Linked DNA regions of Homo sapiens: region 1 is linked to region 2. A link is an interaction called in ENCODE POLR2A ChIA-PET data of the cell type or tissue named here. Cell type or tissue: GM12878. All regions are shown on one strand. Each heading gives the region's core, and the rest is flanking DNA. Links, peaks and the distances in the headings are about the cores only.

Region 1 (4,000 bases), core at 1-4,000, 320 kb before region 2:
CTGGGCAGAGGGCACAGCCCCTGCAAAGGTCCTGGGGCAGGAGCGCGCTAGGCCTGTCTGAAGAACAGCAAGGAGGTCTGCCTGCTGGAACGGGGTGATCACGGAAGGAGGAAGAAGAGAAGGCAGGGACCAGGAAGGGCCTGATGGGCCCAGGGAGGGCTTGTGAATGTTACCCTGAGTAACGCTGAGGGCCATGAGCAGGGGAGGGGCGGGACCTGACTCAGGGGTCACAGGCTCCCTCTGGCAGCTTCGGGAGTGAGGGCAGAAACCAGAGACTGGGGAGGCAACCAGGGAGGCAAGTAGGCGATGGGGGTAAGGGTGGCAGTGGGAGAAGCAGGTGGAAAGGTCGCTGCAGGGGAGAGTTCGGAGGAGTAAGGATGGGGAAGGAGCGGAGTCAAGGGAGGGAGGAGGATGGGGAAGGAGCGGAGTCAAGGGAAGGAGGAGGATGGGGAAGGAGCGGAGTCAAGGGAGGGAGGAGGATGGGGAAGGGGCGGAGTCAAGGGAGGGAGGAGGATGGGGAAGGGACAGTCAAGGGAGGGAGGAGGATGGGGAAGGGGCGGAGACAAGGGAGGGAGGAGGATGGGGAAGGGGTGGAGTCAGGGAGGGGTGGGGGACGTCGAGGCTGTGCCTTTAGGTGTCAGGTGCACAGTGGACCCTGAGTGTGGGGAAGGTCAGGTCAGAGCACCCCCTCCTTGAAGACGTCATCAAAACAGGAGGAGCAGCCGCCCAGGGAGAGCAGAGGAGAGGACAGCCGGGGAGCCCAGAGGGGTTGGAGACAGGAGGACAGCAGGAGATGGGGGGAGAGCGGCGGGATGGGCTCCTGGGGGCTGTCTGAGGAGAATGGGAAGCCCCCGAGTCAGAGGGACTGTGGGCTGTGACCACCCGAGGTCCCCAGTAGTGTCAACAAGGGCTCCTGGCACCCTCCATAGGAAAGGGCCAGGCTGGAGCCCGTTCAAGGGAGAGCTGAGTGGGTGGAGACCACAGAGTGGGGGCAGAAGAAGCTCTTTTTTTTTTTTTTTTTTTTGAGAGGGAGTTTTGCTCTTGTTGCCCGGGCTGGAGTGCAGTGGTGTGATCTTGGCTCACTGCAACCTCTGCCTCCCAGGTTCAAACAGTTTTCTGCCTCAGCCTCCCAAGTAGCTGGGACTACAGGTGCGTACCGCCACACGTGGCTAATTTTTGTATTTTTAGTAGAGATGGGGTTTCACCATGTTGGACAGGCTGGTCTCGAACTCCTGACCTCAGGTGATCTGCCTGCCTCGGCCTCCCAAAGTGTTGAGATTACAGGCGTGAGCCACCGCACCCGGCCTGAGTAGAGGCTCTTATCCAACCCTGCAAATTCTGCCCCCCCAGGGGACATTGTCAGTGTCTGGAGACATTTTTGGTTGTCACCACCAGGCAGGAGTGGTGCTCCTGGCATTCAGTGGGTGGAGGCCTGGGTTGCTGCTCAGCACCCTACAGTGCACAGGGCAGCCCCCGCCCCCGAGAATGGTCCAGCCCCCAAATATCCACAGTGCTGAGGCTGAGAAAGTCGGGTAGAGCGGGGAGCACAGCTTGGGGTACAGGTGAGAGGGGAGGTAGGTGGGAGGGGAGGTTGGCAAGCAAGGGAGCACGTTCATAGATGGAACAGAACCAGGACCCTGAGGAAGCAGGAGAGGGAGGGGAGCTTGGGTGTTAAAGGCATGAGACTCAGACACAGACCACAGTAGGTGGCTGCAGTCAGGTTCTCGGAAAGGGTAGAGGTCACAAAATGGCTGAATGTTGGCTAAAAATCCTCTGCTGAACCCCCCTTACAGCATGCCTGCGTCTTAAGCCTTCAGTGCTTGCTTGCATACCCCCAGTGATGGGGAGCTCACCCCTTATTGGGCCACCATTCTGGTGTCTGGGAGGGTTGGGGGTGTGGACAGTATCTGCAGTCCTGTCTGGCACCTTTTCTGCAACACCAGGACTTCAGACCCATTGGGGGTCTCTGCAGAAAAGCCCACCTCCTAAGATTTTGGCTGAGTTTGTGCCCCTGGGGAGGCCCCAGAGGCCCCGGGCAGCATCTCAGCAGTGCCTCTTTGTACTCGCTCCTAGACCTGATGCCTGCACCTGCTGACCCCACAGCCAGGGAGGGCCTGGCAGCCCCACCCAGGAGACTTCGCTCTAGGAAGGTGTCCTGCCCTCTCACACGTAGCAATGGGGACCTGGTAGGTGAGGGGGCGTGGCAGGAGCTGGACTGGGGGTCGCGTCTGGGGTCCGCTTTTGGGCACTGGTCCTGGGGCACTCACAGCCAAGATTGTCTCTTTCCCTTCCAGTCTCGTTCCCTGAGCCCCTCCCCACTGGGCTCTTCAGCCGCCAGCACTGCCTTGGAACGGCCCAGCTTCTTATCCCAGACAGGACACGGTATGTGAGGGCGGTCCTGGGCCTGGCTTTGGGCCTCAGTGTCACCTTCTCTGGTCTGGGTGGGTGGCTTCTCTGTTGGCAGAGGTGTGGTTGGGCGGAGGGAGTCTCGAGCCTGGAGCCTATATTCACACTGTCTATCCGTTGTTCCCCATTCCCTCTCCACCACCCCCAGGAGTCTCCCGGGGTCCGAGCCCTGTGGTCCTGGGCTCCCAGGATGCCCTGCCCATAGCCACAGCCTTCACAGAGTATGTCCACGCCTACTTCCGTGGCCACAGCCCCAGGTACCCAGTGATGGGCAGACAGGGCCCGTGGGAAGTCTGTGTTGGGGGAGTCCAGCAGGGACAGCTTTCAGATGTGCTTCATGGTCTGTCTTATAGTGAAAGGGCCTTGAACACTGAGCCAAGTGACCAGGCCCCTGTCCTGAGGGCAGTGGAGCCATAGGAGGGCCTTTTTTTTTTTTTTTTTTTTTTTTTTTTTGAGACAGAGTTTCGCTCTTGCTGCCCAGGCTGGAGTGTGCAGTGGTGCAATCTCGCAATCTCAGCTCACTGCAACCTCTGCCTCCCGGGTTCAAGCAATTCTCCTGTCTCAGCCTCCCGAGTAGCTGGAACTACAGATGCGTGCCACTGCACCCGACTAAATTATTGTGCTTTTTGTTTGTTTATTTGTTTGTTTGTTTGTTTTGAGACAGGGTCTCACTCTGTTGCCCAGGCTGGAGTGTAGTGGCGTGATCTCAGTTCACTGCCACCTCTGCCTCCTGGGTTCAAGAGATTCTCCTGCCTCAGCCTCCCGAGTAATTCTGGGATTACAGGCACATGCCACCACACCCTGCTGATTTTGTGTCTTTAGTAGAGACAGGGTTTCACCATGTTGGCCAGGCTGGTCTCGAACTCCTGGCCTCAAGTAATCCAGCTGCCTCAGCCTCCCAAGGTGCTGGGAGGATAGACATGAGCCACTGTGCCCAGCCATAGGAGAGCATTTAAGCAGGGCTATGCATTGCTGTAGACGCCAAGGCTGCCGTGGGCATTAAGATGAAGGGAGTAATACTAGAAGTTAGGCCCAGTAAGTGGGTAAGGGCGTGGGTTAGGGACAAGCGGAGTGCAGGGATATATATTGGGGTGGCCTTCAGCAGAAAAGATCTGAAAGTCAAACCATGAAGAAGAGGAGAGTGTCAGATCAAAAACCCAAGCAAAGGATAGCTAAAAAACTGAACATTTTAATTTGAGCTTCCTGGTGGCCTAGGAGAAAAGAGAACTAGGGATGGAGATGTTCCTGCCTCCTTCAGCCCAGGGTGGATTCTTCCTGTCCAGGCAGGAATGAAAGAGGAGGTTGGGGGAAAGGATACGGGGGATCATCAGGGCCATCCTCCTAGATCCGAGGAGTCTGGGGAGCCACAGGCACCAGTGAAACCAAGAGAAGGGGAAGGATGAGGCACCAGGCAGAGCCCTAAGCCAACACCCAGTCCCCTCATCCTCCCTAGCTGCCTGGCTCGAGTAACTGGGGAGCTGACCATGACCTTCCCTGCTGGCATCGTGCGTGTGTTCAGCGGGACCCCACCACCACCTGTCCTCAGCTTCCGGCTTGTACACACAACCGCTATTGAGCACTTCCAGCCCAACGC
Region 2 (6,223 bases), core at 966-4,965:
CAAGCGATTCTCACAGCCTCAGCCTCCTGAGTAGCTGGATTACAGGCGAGCGCCACCACACCCGACTAATATAATTTTTATATTTTTTAGTAGAGATGGTGTTTCACCATGTTGGCCAGAATGGCCTCAAACTCTTTTTTTTTTTTTTTTTTTTTTTGAGACGGAGTCTTGCTCTGTCGCCCAGGCTGGAGTGCAGTGGCGTGATCTCCGCTCATTCCACCTCCCAGGTTCATGCCATTCTCCTGCCTCAGCCTCCCGAGTAGCTGGGACTACAGGCTCCTGCCACCACACCCGGCTAATTTTTTGTATTTTTAGCAGAGACGGGCTTTCACCGTGTTAGCCAGGATGGTCTCCATCTGCTGACTTCGTGATCCTCCCACCTCGGCCTCTCAAAGTGCTGAGATTACAGGTGTTAGCCACTGCGCCTGGCCTTTTTTTTTTGAAACGGAGTTTCACTCTTTCGCTCTTCTTGCCCAGGCTGGAGTGCAATGGCACGATCTCGGCTCACCGCAACCTCTGCCCCCGAGTTCAAGCGATTCTCCTGCCTCAGCCTCCCAGGTAGCTGGGATTACAGGCATGCGCCACCACATCCTGCTAATTTTGTATTTTTAGTAGAGACGGGGTTTCTCCATGTTGGTCAGGCTGGTCTCGAACTCCTGACCTCAGGTGATCTGCCTGCCTCAGCCTCCCAAAGTCCTGGGATTACAGGCATGAGCCACTGCGCCCGGCCACCTTTTTTTTTTTTTTTTTTGAGACGGAGTCTCATTCTGTCACCCAGGCTGGAGTACAATGGTGTGGTCTTGGCTCACTGCAACCTCCGCCTCCGGGGTTCAAGGGATTCTCCTGCCTCGGCCTACCGAGTAGCTGGGACTACAGGCGCCTGCCACCACATCCAGCTAATTTTTGTATTTTAAGTAGAGACGGGGTTTCACTATGTTGGCCAGGCTGATCTTGAACTCCTGACCTTGTGATCCGCCCACCTTGGCCTCCCAGCGTGCTGGGATTACAGGCGTGAGCCACCGCACCTGGCTCAAACTCTTGATCTTAAGTGATCCTCCCGCCTCAGCCTCCCAAAGTGCTGGGATTACAGGCATGAGCCACAGCACCCAGCTGCTTCGGGTCTCTCTTAATCCCTCCAGTATGGGGGTGCTCCTGCTGTGCTATGTCTTCTCCAAAATGGGATTTCCTCAAGGTGGGGCTAAAGCTTGTTGGGGAGGCAGCATCCCCCAGCCTGGGCAAGCGCAGACGGGTATACCATAAATATTACCTTTAAAGGGCAGTTTCAGGGGGTCGGGGCCTCCCCAACCTCCACTCCTCTGGGTGGGAACCACTCCCAGGGGAACAGCAGGCACAGAGGGAGCTGTGGGTGGAAAGCAGATGGTGCGGGGACCGAAGGGTCCGGGAGTGGTGCCAGGAGAGTTCTGTGTGGTCCAGCTTCCCCGGGAGCCTTTGCAGGGAGCTGCCGATTTTGCCTCACCTCTCTCTGCCACTTTAAAAAAACATCTTCAGGCCAGGCACAGTGGCTCATGCCTGTAATCCAGCGTTTTGGGAGGCCGAGATGGGAGGACTGCTTGAGGTCAGGAGGTCAAGACCAGCCAGACCAACATGGTGAAATCCTATCTCTACTAAAAATACAAAATCAGCCAAGCGTGGTGGTGGGCGCCTGTAATCCCAGCTTACTTGGGAGGCTGAGGCAGAAGAATCGCTTGAACCCAGGAGGTGGAGGTTGCAGTGAGACAAGATCGCACCATTGCCCTCCAGCCTGGGCGACAGAGCAAGTCTCCATCTGAAAACAAACAAACAAACAAAATATTCACATCTTTTTGTCTTTTGGAAGCAACTTTCAACTGGTGGTTATTATTCACGTCTTGATCATTGTCTTGACTCCCATCCATCCAAGTCTCCCCCAGCACCAGGCTCTGAGCTTGCTACTCATTGATTCCTCCAGGGACCCTATGTCACTGGGCCATTTTCCAAATGAGAAAACTGAGGCACAGAGGGGTTAAGTCACTTGTCGGGTCACACAGTGCAGGAGTGGGGGAGCCAGACTGGGAACCTAGGACTGTCAGAGTTTTGGAAGGAAATGCCTGGATGGGGTGCAAGTGGGACCCCCCACCAGGGTTCAAATCCCTCCCTGTTTCACGTGGGGTAGTGGAGGAAGTGGTATAAGATCCCACAACTGGCTGGGTGCAGTGGCTCATGCCTGTAATCCCAGCACTTTGGGAGGCCAAGGCAGGTGGATCACTTGAGACCAGGAGTTCAAGACCAGCCTGGGCAACATGGTGAAACCTCATCTCTATAAAAAATACAAAAATTAGCCGGGTGTGGTGGCACATGCCCACAATCCCAGCTACTCTGGAGGCGGAGGTTGCAGTGAGCCAAGATTGCACCACTGCATTCCAGTCTGGGCGACATAGCCAGACGCTGTCTCAAAAAAAAAAAAAAAAAAAAAAAAAAAAAAAAAAAAAAAATTCCCACAACTATTGGAAGGGGAAGAAGGAGACCCTAATGGCCACGGTGATGGTGGTGATGGTTCCATCACCATGACTGCTTGAACTAAACGCCGTGAGTTGTCTGTCCTCAGACATATTCAAGCAGTCAGAGAGACCTTCGAGGGGTAGATTATTCTCCTCCCATCGTGACAGCTTGGTTTTCTGAGCGCAGAGCAGCTGAAGTCAGGCCTGGGGTAACGCCACACCCCCGCGACCCTTCCCCGCCTCTCCCGGGAGACCTTGCCCTCCCAGCTGGGTCATCCGGCAGCCCAGCAGCTTCCGGCCCCCTCCAATTGGCTGTAGGGGCCGATGGCGTCACTGGTTGCTATGGCGAACACCCAGATCACGACGTGGGCAGCCTGGAGCCCACCAAAGTAAAAATAGTCGTGTGTCCCCAACGTGGCCGCCCTGATGTGTGTGGAGGGAGGGTGTCCTGAGACCCAGTTTCCTGCCTCTCACTCCACTAAGAGACGTGGGCAGCCGGCTTTCCTCTGCACCTAAGTTTCCCTGCCAGTAAAACAGCCCCTGCCCGCGGTTCGTAGGAGGTGGCTCAGTAAATGCAAGGACATTTACCAGGTATTATGACAGCTTCCATGGTCCCTTGCTGAGCTCAACAATAGTACAACAGCACACAACAGCAGCAATAGTAATGGCTGATCATGATTAACCCAGAACCCTCCTCACGTCATCTCCAGTTACAGATGGGGAAACTGAGGCACGGGGCATACAAATAATTTGCATGGCCAGGAAGAAACAGAGAATTGAACTGGACCCAGGTCTGGGTGTCCCCAGATTCTAAACTTGTGCCACATGGCATTTTGAGAATTTAATAAACCCTCGTGATTGACCGGGTGCGATGGCTTACACTGTAATCCCAGCCCTTTGGGAGGCTAAGGTGGATGGATCACTTGAGGTCAGGAGTTCGAGACCAGCCTGGGCAACATAGTGAAACCTCGTCTCTGCTAAATATACAAAAATTAGCCAGGCATGCTGGCACACACCTGTAACCCCAGTTACTTGGGAGGCTGAGTCAGGAGAATCGCTTGAACCCGAGAGGCAGAGGTTTCAGTGAGCCAAGACTGCACCACTGCACTCCAGCCTGGCGATACAGTGAGACTCCATCTAAACAAACAAACAAACAAACAAAAAACTGGTTTTTTGGCCAGGCATGGTGGCTTATGCCTGTAATCCCAGCATTTTGTAATCCCGGCATTTTGGGAGGCCAAAGTGGGTGGATCATCTGAGGTCAGGAGTTCAAGACTAGCCTGGGTAACATGGCAAAACCCTGTCTCTTCTAAAAAAAAAAAAAAAAGTCCCAGCTACTCTGGAGGTTGAGGCAGGAGAATCGCTTGAACCTGGGAGACAGAGGTTGCAGCGAGCCGAGATTGTGTCATTGCACTCCAGCCTGGGCAACAAGAGCAAAAGTCTGTCTCAAAAAAACAAAAACAACAACAAAAAAAAACCCTCTTGGGCAGCCCATGTCTGAGGATGGACTGTGAGGTCACAGTGGAACACAAGCTCACGGCTTTCTATCCTTCATGCGGTGAGGGCACCCAGAGTTGGTGCAGGTCAGTTTGCTGAGCTCTAAAAGGGTCTTCAAAAGGGAGTCACCCGTCAGCCGTCCTCCCCACGCCCCCACTGGTACCCAGGGCCCAAACCTGCATAGGCTTTGCAGCGAGTGAGGAGAGAATGGCGTTCAGACCTAGACCCAGGAGGAGAGGGACATCTGAGATGGGACAGGGAGAGGACAACTCAGGAATCTCTGTTTTCTCAACAGATTATTAGTTTTTAGCCACTACTGACATACTTCTTCATAAATACAACTAATTGGTAATTTTAAATAAAATTATTATTAATTTTTTTTAGACTTAGAGTCTTGCTCTGTCACCCAGACTAGAGTGCAATGGTATTATCATAGTTCACTGCAACCTCCAACTCCTGGGGTCAAGCAATCCTCCCACCTCAGTCTCCTGAGTAGCTGGGATTGCAGGCGTGCAACACCACACCTGGCTAATTTTTTTTTCTTTTTTGAGACGGAATCTCTCATTGTTGCCAGGCTAGAGTGCAATGGCACCATCTCAGCTCACTGCAAGCTCTGCCTCCCAGGTTCAAGCGATCCTCCCGAGTAGCTGGGGCTACAGGTGTGCAATACCACGCCCAGCTAATTTTTGTATTTTTAGTAGAGACAGGGTTTCACCATGTTGGCCAGGATGGTCTTGATCTCTTGACCTTGTGATCTGCCCGCCTTGGCCTCCCAAAGTACTGGGATTACAGGCATGAGCCACCGCACTTGGCCCTTCTTATTTATTTATTTATTTATTTATTTATTTATTTATTTATTTATTTTTGAGATGGAGTTTCGCTCTTGTTTCCCAGGCTGGAGTGCAATGGTGTGACCTCGGCTCACTGCAACCTCCGCCTCCCGGGTTCAAGCGATTCTCCTGCCTTAGTCTCCCAAGTAGCTGGAATTACAGGCACCCACCACCATGCCTGGCTAATTTTGTATTTTTAGTAGAGATGGGGTTTCACCATGTTGGCCAGGCTGGTCTTGAACTCCCGACCTCAGGTGATCTGCCCACCTCAGCCTCCCAAAGCTCTGGGATTACAGGTATGAGCCACTGCGCCTGACCGGCCCGGCCTTTTTTTGGAGACAGGGCTCAAGCAATCCTCCCACCTCAGCCCCCCAAGTAGCTAGGAGTACAGGCTTGAGCCACCATGCCCAGCAATTTTTTTTTTTTTTTTTTTTTTTTTTTTTTGTAGAGACGGGGTTTCACTCTGTTGCCCAGGCTAGTTTCAAACTCCTGAACTCAAGTGATCCATCCGCCTTGGCCTCCCAAAGTGCCAGAATTACAGGTGTGAGCCACCGCACCCGGCCTACTCTGGCTAATTTTTTTAAAAAGTTTTGTAGAGATGTAGTCTTGCTATGTTGCCCAATCTGGCTTAAACTTCTGGGCTCAAACAACCCTCCTGCTTTGGTCTCCCAAAGTACTGAGATCACAGGTGTGAGCCACCGTGCCCAGCCTAAAATATTTTTTAATGCAGGTATGGTAGGAGCCGGGTGGGGAATTAGACTGTGAATCTGGAGGGCCTCCAGGAAGAAAGGATGTTGAGTTCAGATCTGGAGTATGAGCTGCAGTTAATTAGGGCCAGAAGGGAGGGAAGGCTGTTCTGAGAGAGCGCACAGATAGCGCAAAGGCCTTGAGGCAGGGCTGAGCCAGTGTGTAGAGTGAGCGGGAAAGATGCATTGGTTGGGGCATGGGATTGGGGATTGTGGGGGTGCATCAACGGCCAGGGGTTCTGAGGGCTAGTCTCTCTGAGAATGATCCCCATTTCTGTCTCATTGCAGAAGGAGCTGAGCCTGCCACGCCGAGGACGTGGGTGAGTTCACCTGGGACTGGCGGGCTGGGTGGGCCCCAGTGGTCTTGGAAGTGGATATTTCAGCAACAGCCACTGAATTGTGAATGTATTTAATAATTACAGCAACACATCTCATGTTCATTCTTGCCCTCGTGTTTGCAAAGTGCTTCACAAGCACCTGGCCTCTCACCACAAACATGGGAGGCCATGCCAGTTTGCAAATGAGGAAGCTGAGGTGCAAAGGGGTTTCATCACCAGCTAAGGACACTCAGCTGGGAAGGAGAGAAACTTGTCTGGAATCCAGAGTCCAGATGTTGAATTTCAGCTGAAGTGTATTAGAACTGGCTTGAATGCCTCTCATGACGGGGAGCTCA

What was found. Peaks named below come from ENCODE experiments on the same cell type or tissue, not always from the same donor. Only the 100,000 strongest peaks of a DNase experiment are listed, where the experiment ranks them.
Region 1: POLR2A ChIA-PET joins it to region 2 with 6 read pairs; 3 of 35 experiments call an interaction of 5 or more read pairs at or near these places.

Annotation. Positions count from the first base shown.
Region 1 is chr19:17,779,158-17,783,157 of GRCh38, forward strand. It overlaps FCHO1 (FCH and mu domain containing endocytic adaptor 1), which reads left to right. Exons shown (of 29, transcript NM_015122.3): 21 at 2,074-2,186; 22 at 2,295-2,382; 23 at 2,555-2,663; 24 at 3,860-4,000. Among named protein-coding and RNA genes, the nearest start is that of B3GNT3, 14 kb to the right of the region's middle. In GM12878, for the core only: no CTCF peak of the experiment used is centred there; no DNase peak of the experiment used is centred there.
Region 2 is chr19:18,101,749-18,107,971 of GRCh38, forward strand. MAST3 (microtubule associated serine/threonine kinase 3) reads left to right here. Exons shown (of 28, transcript NM_001393504.1): 2 at 5,839-5,870. Among named protein-coding and RNA genes, the nearest start is that of MAST3, 7.1 kb to the left of the region's middle. RefSeq lists a silencer at 2,641-2,750. In GM12878, for the core only: no CTCF peak of the experiment used is centred there; a DNase peak (open chromatin) is centred at 2,754; H3K4me3 peaks cover 817 bases; H3K27ac peaks cover 787 bases.